Regions from separate parts of the Mus musculus genome. Here region 1 is linked to region 2. The links are chromatin contacts, found by POLR2A ChIA-PET in ENCODE. All regions are on one chromosome and are shown on one strand. The core of a region is the stretch at or near the end of the contact, and the rest is flanking DNA. Distances in the headings are between cores, read along the strand shown.

Evidence for each region. ChIA-PET counts read pairs that join two places held with the same protein, here RNA polymerase II (POLR2A).
Region 1: POLR2A ChIA-PET joins it to region 2 with 10 read pairs in Patski. The contact joins two enhancer-like sites. POLR2A ChIA-PET finds 5 or more read pairs at or near these places in 2 of 5 experiments (Patski and embryonic stem cell).

Annotation. Positions count from the first base shown.
Region 1 is chr14:30,668,247-30,674,985 of GRCm38, forward strand. It overlaps Rft1 (RFT1 homolog), which reads left to right. Exons shown (of 13, transcript NM_177815.3): 7 at 5,924-6,002. Among named protein-coding and RNA genes, the nearest start is that of Rft1, 17 kb to the left of the region's middle. Within about 2 kb of position 3,516, at least 1 of the 3 ENCODE cell types and tissues checked has a DNase peak (open chromatin) inside an H3K27ac peak, as active enhancers do.
Region 2 is chr14:30,554,902-30,562,170 of GRCm38, forward strand. It overlaps Tkt (transketolase), which reads left to right. Exons shown (of 14, transcript NM_009388.6): 2 at 3,820-3,937; 3 at 4,851-4,964; 4 at 5,686-5,783. Among named protein-coding and RNA genes, the nearest start is that of Tkt, 9.4 kb to the left of the region's middle. Within about 2 kb of position 4,837, at least 1 of the 3 ENCODE cell types and tissues checked has a DNase peak (open chromatin) inside an H3K27ac peak, as active enhancers do.

The DNA of each region.
Region 1 (6,739 bases), core at 2,266-4,765, 110 kb after region 2:
GTTCCTTATAAGGTTTTGAGGGCCTAATGAGATGGAGCCTGTATAGGCTTAACCGTGGCCTGGCACAAGTCGGTATCACCATCTGAAGCAAGGCTAACACCATTGGCAGTGGTGTGAGCACGTTACAGTTTAACTGAGAGTACCTGCACCTGTATCCTTGGGACAGCTGCCCCAATCCTGAAACGGCTGACTCCATGATTGGTGTGATTCAGGTTGCAGATAGCCAGGAAGGGACGTTTCTAGGCCTCAGAGAGTTTCCTCTTGATTTGGGAGGCAACAGGAGTAGAGCTGAAGCCTGCAGACTCTGGCTTTTTGTTTGTTTGGTTTTGTGTTTTTGCTTGTTTGTTCTTTTGCCTGGCCAAGTGCTACCTCTTGAGCTCAGACAGTCTTTTCTCATCGTCTGAGTTGGTTGGGACTGTAGACTGCAACTACAGACTCTATTTTTAAAGTGAAACCATTGGCTTCTATGGCTCATGTAACTCCTCTGAAGACGTCAGGAGCTCCGTGAAGCTGTTTGTATTTTGAAAAGAACCATGTAAGATGATCGTGATAGCACAGGCCTCTAAGCCCAGCTACTCTAGAAGCAGAGGCTGGTGGCTAAGAGTCCATGGAGTTCCTGGGCTGTCTGGGGAGCTCAGGACTGCCTGACAGCTTAGAAAGACTCTGCCCCAAGGTTAAAATCAGGAAAAAGTCTGAGGATATAGTAATGTCTGTAAGACCCTGCTCTCGTCTCCATTTTACAGATGCGAGAGCTGGTGCTCAGAGGAGTTAAGTGACTAAACCCCAAACCAGACAGCTTGTTTTGGATCCTCTTCCTTGTAATTGCTTTCTATGGACCATGTTAGGTCTGTGTGGTTAACCAGTCTTCCAAAAGAGTTGGGCTTATTGACCATGCTAGTTTTTTATTTACTTAAAGATTGGGAAGTTCCAGGTAGAAAACTTACTCAGGCTTGTTATTTCTAAAGGGGTAAAGAGAGGAAGGGGTCTTAGGCCAGGTGTAGTGGTGTGTGCATTTAATCCCAACATTTGGGAGGCAGGTAGATCTCTCTAAGTTCAAGGAGGACCAGCCTGGTCTGCATAGTGAGTCTCCACCCCCAAAACAACAACAAAACAAAGAACAAGAAGAGAATAGCCTGCATTCAGCTCTCCCACAAGCGGCATACCTGCGTGGCTCCTTGGAGCAGCTCCTCGGTAAAACTGCTTACAATCATCTGCAAGAAAGATCAGCTGGACCAAATGTTTCGGTTTCCTTTCCTAGTCTTTTAGAATTACGGGTTTTTTATAGGTATTCATTTGGATTTATAATAAGCTAATGGTACCTCAAATGATGACCACTGTTTATATTCTTTGGCATGTCTGAGTAACTTGAAATATTTAAGTAGAGCTGCAGCGTTCACCACAGCAAGCGTGTGTTCCACATGAGTCCATGCTGAATTGCTGTGGTGGAGACCCGAGACACTCGCCAACCACACTGCAAGACTGCGTTTAGTGCCATCAGAGCAGACGGTCAGGGTGGATGGAGAAGTCTGTCTGGGATCTTTTAGGAAGGCTTCCTAGAGGAAGCTGCCTTTGAGCTGGAGCTGAACATGGGTGGGCAGAAGTGAACAGTGATGTGTGGTGATGCATGGAGCCACAGGAAGGAAACAGATGTGCTCAGGCCTGCTCTGTGCCCCTTGCTGGGTTGGGATTGAAATATGGGGATAGTGGGGGGATTGAGTAGACCAGTCAAGGAGAGGAAAAGAAGGGTGGGTGGAGCTTATGAAGGGAGGTGGACATGGCATGTGGCTCTCAGCAAGTGGCAATGACTTCAGTAGAGTGGAGTGTGAACTTGTTGGAGCAGTAGAACTTACAGGTGGTTTGGTTTGCTTTTAGAATGCAAAAAGATTTGCCATTTTTAATTTTTAAAAATTAAATTTGTTCTTCAACAATTTTGTACATGTATAGTACTTTACTGAAAGGCTTTCCCTGTCCCAGGTTCCTACTACCCTCGTCCACCCTGCCATTTCCTACAGACCTCTTTCTCATTTCATGACTCAAATGGCCACATTCTCAGTCCCAACCCTGAGTGCCCCGTCCACCCTGGGTGTCTGCTCCAAGGACACCAAATGATGCAGTGTGGTTGGCGAGTGTCTCAGGTCTCCACCACAGCAATTCGGCATGGACTCACACTGAAGACACGCTGGCTCTGGTGGACTCCGCAGCTTCATTTTATTTTGTGACTCACTGAGTTTAGCAGGGGTGAGGGCAGGGGCTTCTGTGTGGCTGTGGGTTTGGAGTTATCATTGGAACCAGGTGGGCATATGATTGCAGACAATGGTTCTCCTTCTCCCAGAATCTAACAGGGCCTAAGGTAAGCCAAGCTAGCCTTTAACTATGTAGCTGAGGATGCCCTTGAACTTATGAATCTCTTGTCCCTACTTCCTGAGTGCTGGGTTACAAGCCTGGGCTGTCACACACATCTGAAGGTTTTGAATGGTGCCATGTAGAGGAGCCTCGTGGTATCTTGTTTTTCTGTCATTCAGTCCCCTACCAGCTCCATCAAATAGGATTTGTCTCTTTTAAGACAGGGTCTCACCATGGAGCTGGCTAGGCTCTTAGTCCCTCCTGCTTCAGAGTTTGAGCGCTCTTACTACAGGCATGTGTCACCATGTCTAGGGGATCTTAAATATGAGGTATAATGTAATCTCATTTTGCAGATGATAAACCAAGACTTAGCAAAGTTAACTATCTTGCCTATGGCCGTTGGGCTAAGTCAAGAAGCAGTTTAAGCCCTAGACTCTAAGCTTGATGCCAAAGTCTAAACCTACAGTAAAAGGACGCACTAGGCAAGTTGTAAGTGAGACATCTCTGTGGGAGACACGAAGTGATGAGGATGGTCCTGAGGTGGGCAAGTCTGGGGCCATCGGTGGCCTGTAAGGACTGGGGTAGGAAGAGAAAGGGGGAAGGAGAGTGCTGTATGGGTGGTGGAGGCGATGGGCTGTGGCCTCCACTTCTCAATGACTTGTCAGTGTGGGAGGCACACGGCTGATCATCCTGAGTCACAGAGTTTGGGAAGGGAATGGTGACTCAGCAGGATGAGCCTGGTTCCTTCTCAGCCTTCCCTACAGTTACTGCCGATCCATCACCTTTCACCTCCCAAGCCTCAGTGTTCCCGTTAAGCACAGTAAGGCTCTAGAAGGTCTGCTTAGGAACAGGGTGCAATCGCACCAACCCAGCTTTGTAAACCAGTCTCCTTCACCATCCCAGCAAGACCCCTTCTGAATAGAAGGGTACAAGTCCCCAGAAGTTGCTTCTTTTCTACCCGTCAGTGGCCTGAGAACCAGAGCCCCAAAGTGGACTTCCTGTGAATGTGTCCTTAATGAGCACTTCGGCTGTTGTAAGCAGTGTGGCCATCGACACTGAAGCATTAGGAGAGGAAGTCCTTTTATAAGCTTCCAGATTAGAGTCGCTCTCCCAAGGACTTTCTCTTTAGAAAGCTGAATTATTTCCCCAAACACATTTACTACTTACTGGCAGGCAGGCAGGCAGGCAGGCTTCAATAGGAGCATAATGGAGTCTGGGCAACTGGCTCAGACCTCTAATCCCAGCAATGAGTGCGAGGAGGAAGAATACTTGCAGATTTTTGCGGCCTGCCAGGGCTACCTAAGTGAGACTGTCTTGGCGAGACACACACACACACACACACACACACACACACACACACACACACACACACACACACACGACCCCAGAGCCAGTGGGCGGCAAATTTCAACTTTTCATTTCCTTTGAAAACAGCACAGATCCCTCAGGGGACTGTGCCAGTACAGGGGGATGTGAAAGAGATCTATCTATGCCTTCACTTCTCCAGAGCGGCCCAGGGACAGATCTGTCTGAGTATTCCTGGTCCACAGTGCCCTCTTGTGGTGATGTCTGGCAGCTCTTGTTCTGGGGAAAAGCAATGGTTGGGCAGTGTTAAGCTCAATGTCTTCTGCCTGGAGAAGGCTTACTTCAGGGCTAGAGATGCCTTGGCACCTGCTCAGAGCTCACTGACTTCCCGCAGACAGTGCAGTCTGGGAGGACTCAGGCCTGCATTCTTCTAGTCTATAAGAAAAGAGAAGAGGAGTCAGGGCTGAGAGGAGCCCTGCGTTCTCAGAGGTGCTCAGGTCGTCTAACCTGAGCTGCATGTGACTGTGAGCATTTTGGAATAATTAGAATTGAGGCGATAGTAAGGTTAGAATACACACTGCAGTTTAAAGGTTAGAGTAGAAAAAGTAACGTGAAATGCTGCCTAATTCTTCATATTCAGCACACGGCAAAAGTGGTATTTTGAGTTAGTATACTAACACTGGGAAGCAGGATGTGATGGTGTGCCTATAATTCTAGCACTAGGTAGGTGTGCAGGCGGATCAGGAGTTCAGCGTTATCCTCAGCTTAGCTGCAGACTGAGTTCAAGGCCACATGGGCCACATAAGACCCTACCTTAAAAATAGGAACAGGCTAGCTCATCTGTTAAGGTTTTTGCCTGGTTTCAATTTCCAGCATCCTATGAACCAGGTATGGTAGTGTGGACTGTGATCCTAGCACTGGGAGCTTGAGGCAAGAGGATAGGGTGTTCAAAGTCATCCTTAGCAAATCAAGTGGCTCAGCTGGTAAAGTTGCTCTTGCCAAACAAACTTGGTAACCTGAATTCAAACCCTGAAATCCATGTAAACAGAGGAGGAAAAAACTGGTTCTACAAAGGTGTCCCCTGACCGCCACACAGGTACTGTGGCATGCATACCTACCTGCCTGTATTGTGTGCACACACATACACACACACACACACACACACACACACACCATTTTGTTTTGTTTTAGCCAGACTTTTAGCTACTTTATAGGCTCTTATTTCTATCACCCTTCTCTCCCCTTATCCCTTCCAACCCCCAACACTAAGTTGTAGAGGAAGGCTAGAGAGGAGAGGGAGCATCGGTATTGTTAGACGACCTCCTGTTGTTTAGGGTGTCAAGGTCCTTGGGCAATTTGGATGTTTGTCAGAATATCTCCAGCCAGCAGCAGAGGAGTAGTGGCTGCCTTACCTGTCTCAGGGATCTAGCGTTTTTATATTCTCTCAAGAGCCTTCAGCATCCTGTCATATACTTGCAGAAACTATCTGCAGTTGGCAGGATCACAGCCCTGCCAGAGCACGAGGCAAATCATAGTCTGCCGCTATGGACAGTCTAAAGCAGCCCCATATCCCATGCCTGGAATTAAAATAAAAACATATTCCTATAACATTTCTATGTTTTTAAAGAAACCAAAATTCTCACTACAAGTTTTAATTAGCTAGGTGTGGTGTTGTATATTTGTAATCTCAGTAGGCCGAGGTAGGAGGGTCATAAATAAAACCAGCCTGGTTACATAGTATAACGACTAATATTGATTATCAACCCAACAGGAACTAGAATCATATGGGAAAGGAGCCTCTGGGCGTGTCTAGGTTAGGTGAGTTGGGATGGGAAGGCCCAACGAGCTGGGATCTGGAAGTTTCCGTCCATGGTCAGTTGGTCCTGAGGCTCTGGGCCCGTGTCAGGGTAGCACACTGTGGCAGAAGTGCATGGCTGAACAAAACAGTTTTCCTCCTGACAAGGAAGGGAAAGAAGAGAAGGGGCTGGGGTCCCACACTGCCCTTCAAAGCACACCCTTGGTGGCCTAAGCCCTTCTCACTGGGCACCCTTAAAAGGCTCTGCCACCTTCCAATCAGGTCAACACATGGCCGTAGGAAACATTCACGATTCAAATCTTATCCGTCATATACATTTTCTGGTATGTTTGGATGTCTTCTATGCTCTTAGCACTGATTGAAGAGTCAGGGGAAACTATTCAAGTTGGGGCCGTATGGACTGCCCAGGCTTAGATCTGAAAAGCTGGAGATGTGGTTTTATGCTCATTTTTCTTTCAGGCATTTGTCAACTGGAAGGAGGCAGGATTGGCTTGGAGCTTCTTCAAACAGTCGTTCTTGAAGCAGATTTTGACAGAAGGTGAGTAAAGCAGAGTTCACATTGAGCAGTTGGGAGATCATAGAAGATACAAAAGGATTCCACGGGACTGCTGACACCAGAACACTTGTCTGGGGCCCGCAGCAGAGGACCCTTAGAGATGTGCTTGCTCTATCTGCTTTTAAATAAGATAGGGAACCAATATTTATTTAACTTTATGTTTTACTTAAGTTGTCTGCCTTAAATCACTCCACAGCCTTACAGAAGATAGTCTCTCCCTCTGTGTAGGGATGTGGAATTGAAATCCAAGTCTTTGTTAGTCAGCTTCCTGTTACTGTGGCAGATTACCCAAAGTAACCAGCTTAAAGGAAGGAGAGGTTCAGGGTGGCCACAGCTTTAACTCACGGTTACTCGCCTTTGTTGCCAAAGTGAAGCAGTGTGTCATGGTGCTAGTGTATGCAGAGAGGCTGTTGTGTGTCATGGTGCTAGTGTATGCAGAGAGGCTGTTGTATGTCATGGTGCTAGTGTATGCAGAGAGGCTGTTGGGAAACAGAGTTTTAATATGTCCTTCAACAGTATGCTCCTGTCACCTGGCTTTCTCCCTCTAGGCTCTATCTCCTGAGGGTTTCAGGAGGACCATGGGCTGGGCTCAAAGCTTAAATACATGGAAACGCTTTATACTTAAGCTGCAGCAAAACCTAACTGGAAAAGCCCATAGTAAATCATTTAAAATATTTATTATAAACGTGTATTATATGGCAGAAAATTAGAGAAAAACA
Region 2 (7,269 bases), core at 3,587-6,086:
TCACAAAATAAGATGGGGAGTCGATAGAGAAGGAGGCGACTTCTTTGTCACCTTATCTTTCCTTATCTCCTGCTATCCCACAAAACACCCTGAATGCGCCTTTATTCTGTCTTCTTTATATAATGTGCATAAATTACATGTGTATATATTTACAAACAATACCTTCTCTGTATTGTCTCTGGTGTACAGTTTTCATGCTGTGTTAGTGAGGTGACGTTGATGTTGGGTCATGAATTGCTACTGCTATGGTGCCCCGTTGTATTTCATTCATCTATTCTATTGATGCATGCAAGGCTTGGTTCCAGATTATTCCTTGCTGTGGGAACATGTAGAGTACATTTGGAGCATATGATTGCACTCCTGTGTATATACCTGTACATTGGCTTGCTGGGTCTTGGGGACTAGGCCTCTCCAACATGTTCATTCTATACAGCCAAGTGCCTCAGGTTTTCTCCTTTTTTTTGTTTTTTTGTTTTTTTGTTTTTTGTTTTTGTTTTCTCCTTGAACAAGTTTGGGTAAATTATATTTCCCCAGAACGTTTTCTGTTTTCAAATCTATTTACATCCAGTAGATCAGAATATTTACCATATACTTGGACCTTAAGTTCTACTTAAAACAACAACAATGCTTCGTGGTGGTGGCATTGTTGTTGTTTTAATCCCAGCATTCAGGAGGCAGAGACAGGCAGATCTCTGAGTTCAAGGCCAGCCTGGTCTACAGAATGAATTTCACAGCCAGGTTTATACAGAGAAACCCTGTCTTAAAATCTAGAAGACAGACAGACAGACAAAAGTTGGCTAGCTTGTCAGTCTCCCAACTGCTTCATTCCCCGTATGCACTAGCCTTTGGGCTAGACGAGTAGTGTGTTATTAGAGGGTTTGCCTTGCTCAGCAGCCTTGGCTCCAATCCTCAGCACCGCTCCTGCAAATAATAACTTAGAAAGGACTAGCTCTTAGCTCTCATTCTTTCTATTAAATATTCGCTTACTGTTTCATGAATTTCTGGGGATTCTATTTCTTAGGTTATGTGTATGGATGTTGTACATGCAGTGATGATAGAAGTCAGAAGAGGGCATTGGATCCCCTGGTGCTGGAGTTGAAGATTGTCAACCTCCATTGTGGGTGCTGGGAATTGAACCTGGGTCCTTCGGAAGAGTCGTCAGTGCTCTTAACCTCTGAGCCATCTGTAGCTCTTGTTTTATTTTGAATCTTTTTTCTGGGCTAGAGTGTTAGCTCATACCTTATGAGCATTAGGACCTGAGAGCCCTCAGAACGCATATGAAGAAGCTGGGTATGGTATCCGCTCATAATTCCATACGCATGAGGCAGGGGTGGGGGCTTCATGGGGTTCAGCAATTTGACTGGTAAGTCCCAGGCCAAGGAGATTGTCTCAGAAATCAACTAAGGTGCACAGTGCCTGAGGAAAGACCACCAATGCTACCTGCATGCATGTATGTACCCCTGTACACGTTGTCACACAGATCTTTTTTTCTGCTCTTTAAACTCAGTCCACTTGATCCAGATAGTAAATGGCTCCTTGGGCCAAGGCAGCATTTTTTAACGAGCAGCCAAGTCTATTTGAAACTTCTGTGTAGCACAAAGAGCCAGGTGGTAGGGTAGATACCCCCACCTCTGCTCAGCCAATGTCTTCAGGTGAACTACAGATAGCACCTGCAGGCATCGGCTCAGGTGGCCAGGACTGCAAGGAGGGTTCAGTCCTTGAAGCCACAGGTCCCTGGGTTTCAGAGTGGCCGTGTCTGTCTCCCTGGTGCTCAGCACTTTACAGCTTCCAGCACCTTCTCTCAATCTTTGGTTCATTCTCTTCTCTTGCATGGAGTGACTCAGGTGAACCAGGGTCCTGGCCTATAGATGAGTCATTGAAGGCCCTAAAAGGTTTGGCAGTGGCCAATCAACATTTGCATTAGCTTTCACTGGGTTACCCAAGCATCTCTTCATAGCATCCCCTTCATAAACAAAGACAGCCCCGGGGAGATGAGTGAGTCATACCTCCCATGTATGTGGCAGCCTGTGCCCACCCCCCCCCCCCATTCAGAAGGCACATAGGGTGTACTTAGTGGATATGAAGACTACATCTGCAGCTGGCCAGATGTGTTACAGGTTGCCTCTTTGGGGCCTAGTTAGGAGAGCTTAAATCAATGGTTTGTTCTATTTATCAATCAACAAGATCTCTCCCTCCATGTGTCCTCTTCGTGAGCCTAGGCATTCCTCTGCCACAAACATCACTGTGCCATATAGTTTCTCTGAGAGTCCTTAGTTGTGGCCATGCAAGTGTCACCCCGCGGTCAGTAGGCAGAGTCCCCACTCCTATTTTGCTGGGCACTTCCTTCCCCACTGAAGCTTCCTCACAACAGCCGAGACATTTCGAATCTCCCCCTCCCCCTCAGATTTTTATTGCATTCACTTTTTTTTTAAGATTTATTTTATTTTCAGTTGTGTGTCTGTGTGTGGGTATATGCATACATGTGTAGGTACCCATGGGGGCCAGAGGGTGTCAGAACCCCTGGAGCTGGGTTAAGGGTACTGGGAGCGGACCTTGGAACTTGTGGAAGAGGGGTATGAGCTCTTAACCGCTGAGTCATCTTGGGGATGAGGCTGGACTCAGGTGGGAAGGGTACTTGGTTTGGGGTGTTCTGCAACTGAGGTTGGTGCTGGGAGCTGGGGACTAGGGTCCCGTGAGACAGGCAAGACTTTCTCGTTCACTTGTCCTCACCTCCCTCTTTTCAGGTGTAGTGTCTTTCCCCCATGACCAGGAGTTCTCATAGAGATGGTTAAGTATGAGGCTACTGTGTGTTGGGAACTAAACCAGCATGGACCATTCTGGACCCCTTTACTAACTCGTCTATGCTGAGAGCGATTTACTCCTAACCTGATGGGGAGCCCCAGAGGGGAGGAGGCCGCTGCTGTGACCCCCCACCCAAGGCTGCATGTGCCCTTGGGCTTCGTGTTGGCATGTTTTAGTGTGAAGCGTCTGGAACAACGACAGCAGGGCCGAGCTGAGCTGCATGTGGGAGAGGCTGACCTTCATAGAGAATGGCTAGGCTGACTCTGGCCCCATTCCCAGGGTAGGGGCCAGGTTAATCAAGCGATCCTGTGAGACCTAAACTAATCTGGTCTCTAGGATATAATCCTTGTGCTTTCTAAAACCATTCAGCTATCAAAACGAGACTCTAAAATAGAGACCCTACCACTCCAGAACTGGAAGGGCAAGTTCTTGCCAGCCCCACCTCTGGCAGGCAGAAGGGATTTTACCTTCAGGATAGGAGCTTGTGTGTTGCATGGTTCTGAGTGCTAGCTTTCAGAGTGGCCATTCAAAACACAACCAGAAAACTAATGTCCGATGTTTTGGGTTTACAAACCAACCTTCCCTTATCCCTCTGCCTATACCGCCAGGGCACCCTGGGGTGGGCAGAATGCTCCTCATAAGCAGGTGAGCTCTGGGCAGTCTCTTTGGGGTGGGCCTCCTTGGTCAGTTGTATTATCCCTCCCCAGTCCTTAGATTCCCTCTAGGAACTCCTAGGTAGAGAGTAAGCTCTACCCTCATACTGGGTACTCTCTGAAAGGCATGGCAGTCCCTGGGACCCATTAGCAACACCAGATCCTAAGCCATCAACAGTGGCCTCCTTTAAACCCATACCGTGTTTCTAAGGAGTGGGAGCATGTGGCTCTCTCTGATGGGCCAGGCCTTTGTGAGTCTCCTCAGAACAGGCATCCTCAGGCCCCTGACACATGCCAGAATGGATGTTGTAGGTCAGGGTCTGGGGCCACAGTGCTCATGTCTGTCTTCTCTCCTTGGCCACAGCCACCCCACATCATGCTGCAGCGCTGCCGAGATCATGGCTGTCCTGTTTTTCCATACCATGCGTTACAAGGCCCTGGATCCCCGAAACCCTCACAATGATCGATTTGTGCTCTCTAAGGTAAGAGCCCTGCCGCCTGCCACACCTACCTGGGGTTGGGCCGGGTAAGGACCCTGGAATTCAGTGTGAGCCCTAGCCCACCTGCTGGTCCTACATCTCCTTTATGTCTTGTGCCGGTCTGGTAATGAACCGGAGCTAAGGAACCAATTCCACTCTTCGGGTAGCCTGGTACATCAGAAAGACTCTTCAAAGCAGGGTACAGGGCAGCAGCGGAACCTGTGCTTCTGCTGGGTGTGTGCTCAGTTTTGATACCGGCAGGCAGCACTCAAATCCAGGTCAGAAGGTCTGGATTCCTTCTTATCTTCTGCCTGAATCCTGTTGTGCTAGCATCCTGGGGACCAAGGCTTGCTCTCCTTATGAGTGACACTCCACTGCAGTTTGGGAGTACAGATACCCTGCCTTTCCTCTTCTAGTAAAAATCACAGCCACAGACCATACCACAATTGCCCCCAAATCCACCTGTCCTCTGGCCTGGCTCGACAGCCTCTCGCTTCCCAGGGCAGGCTGTAGGGCTTAAAACTCCGTCCAAGTATGTTCCATGCCAGAAACGAGGATTAGGGTGGCTGCTGCCTGCTGGAGTGCTGGACTCCCGCGGCTGCACAGCTGTGACCCTGCACCTGTCTGACATGGCGTCTACCCACTTTTGACTGTGGGAACTTTGGGCTGGAAACCAAGAATCTGGAGAGGAATGAAAGGGGAGAAGCCTTCTCTTCTCTGGCTTCCTCATCTGAAATGGATATCCTGGTTGGCCTGCTCGGCCAGACCCCAAGCTCCACGCGTGGTGGGAATGATCCCAGCAGCTCTGCCCATGCGCTGTAGGAATGAACCCAGCGGCCCTGCCCATGCGCTGTAGGAATGATCCCAGCGGCTCTGCCCGTGACCGCCTCCTTGTGCATCCTCCCCACCCCCACAGGGCCATGCAGCTCCCATTTTATATGCAGTCTGGGCTGAAGCTGGCTTCCTACCCGAGGCCGAGCTGCTGAACCTGAGGAAGATCAGCTCTGACTTGGACGGGCATCCTGTCCCGGTAAGTCCCCTGACGGGCAGCCTCCTGGACCCCGGCCTCATCTTCCTGTCCTAGGCGCAAGGGAGAGGAATGAGGCAGGGGAGCCAACTATGATGAGGAGGGAAAGTGAGGGATGGGAGCACGTTGTGTGCTCCCCAGCACGGGGCAAGTTCTTGTACTGACCAAGGATGAACCCCGAGCTTCCCTTACCCCCCCCTCCCCCCACGAGCCCCTGAGCCATGAGTAGGTACTATCACTCAAGAAGAGAGGTCCCTAGAGAGACTTAAAGAGGTGGTACCGTGGGTACAGAGGCACCTAGGCAATGAAGCCGTTTGTACCAAATTGCTCCCAGCACGTGCTGGCACATCGCTGGCACACTGCGATGTCGGTGTTCACTAAGGCCGGATGCTCTCTATCATCTATTATATTTTCTCTATCGCTGACCTCTAGCTTCTGTATGTGGTAAGCTGTGCTTATACACAAGGCCATTAAAGTTCAGAGAGGTTTAGTTTCCAGCCTGACGTCACATAGTTCACTAGGGGACAGGGTTTGGAACTGAACCCACTCCCATAGTGGTTTTGCTGTCTGAATAAGAAGGGCCTTCTTCTGCGGAGAGGGATGCACTCACTGGCTCTGGGTGCGGATGCTGCCCTGACTGACATGGTGGGGGAGGGGAATGTAAGTTGGAAACAAACAGCTCTTTACTGGACCCTTGAATAACTCCGGATCTCTCTTGTGACAGAAACAAGCCTTCACCGATGTGGCCACTGGCTCCCTGGGCCAGGGCCTGGGAGCTGCTTGCGGGATGGCATACACAGGCAAATACTTTGACAAAGCCAGGTAACCCCCGCTCCCTACTTGGTAACGTTGAGAGGGGGGCCTCAGTGGCTCAGGCTGAGCCGGCCCACATTGCCCCCTGGCTGCTCTTCTTGCCTGACTGGGGCTAAGTAAGATAAATACGTTCCGTCTTCTGCTCTCAAAGCCCCGAAGCTGGTGATACAGGCAGCACCTTTTCAGATGAGAGACTTACAGGACAGAGGGAGCCACCCCAGAGTCTGGCTTCCAGGCCAGGTTTGCTCTGAGTACATGAGCTACCACACAGACTCAGTCCAGTGCCTGGACCCTGGCAGTAGCAGAGGAGCCTGCCTCCCACCCCCATGTCTGACTGGCACCAAGAAGCTTGGCCTGGACTCCTTGCCCTTGCATTTGAAGAGGATCAAATTGTGTTCCAGAGGTCTCCGGGGTCCTTGGGTCACCTCCCATTGGCGGGTAAAGAGACTGCAGTGTGTGGGTACAGCCTGGTAGGTAGGTTTAGCTATTCCAGCTAAACCTGGTGGCGGTTTGTAGAACTCCCAGTGCCCTCAGGACAGATTTCAGCCATGTGATCTGCCGTGGACAGGTTGTGTCTCGGAAGCACAGTGTACAGGCTGCTAGGCGTAGCCACTGGTCAGAACAGTACCTCCGGGCCACCATGTGGGAGCGAGGCTGAGTGCTAATTTTCAGCTCGATAATTTTCATCCCTGTGAATGGGAGAGGCGTGAGGATGAAGTAACTAGGGAGAATTCTCACCTAGATCCTCCGGTCTTGCTCGGAGTGTCCAGAAGGCACACCCATAGTCCCCAGGTACCCTGTGGGCAAAGAGCTTCCGAGGAAAACTGGAGGGGACTGGCCCATAGCCAGGGACATCCCACTTCCCTGAAGGCCAACGCCACAGAAGAGTGGCCACAGCCAGGTCCCTCTGAGGACAGGCAGCTGCACGAAGCTTGACTGCTCTCCCTACACACTGGAGAGTACCTACTGTTCGCAGGAAGTTCTTTGCGGGGACAGGGGGGGCTTCAAAGTTAGTCTCTGGGAGAGCCCCAATCCTTCCAGTACCCAGCCTCCAGTCCAGGGTCACTGGGATGACAGCTATTGAGCTTTAGGGCTGGCGTAGCCGCACCCAGAAGTGATTCACTCTGAGGTGATGTGTCTCAGAGAATGAGGTGCATGTTTAAGAACATTTTATCTGGCCTAGAACCATAGATGTGAGTTAATTATTCCCTACAGTTGCTTGAAATAATTCCCCGTGAAGGATCATTTTCTGACCTCAACATAATAGAACAAGCCAGTGTAGAGAGAAGGGCTTTAGTTCCCAGAGGCTGTGTTGGCGTAGAGCCAGGCTTGGCTGAGACCTGGGCCCTCAGACAGTACCCAGAGGGTGGGGGGGACTCAGATCGCTTAGGGCACCAAGAGATTATCAGGCCCAGCCAGGCACCCAGCGGTAGCACCCCGATAGAGCTGCGTGGGCTACTGCCGTGGTATCCCTGTAAGGTCTTTTAAAAGTTTT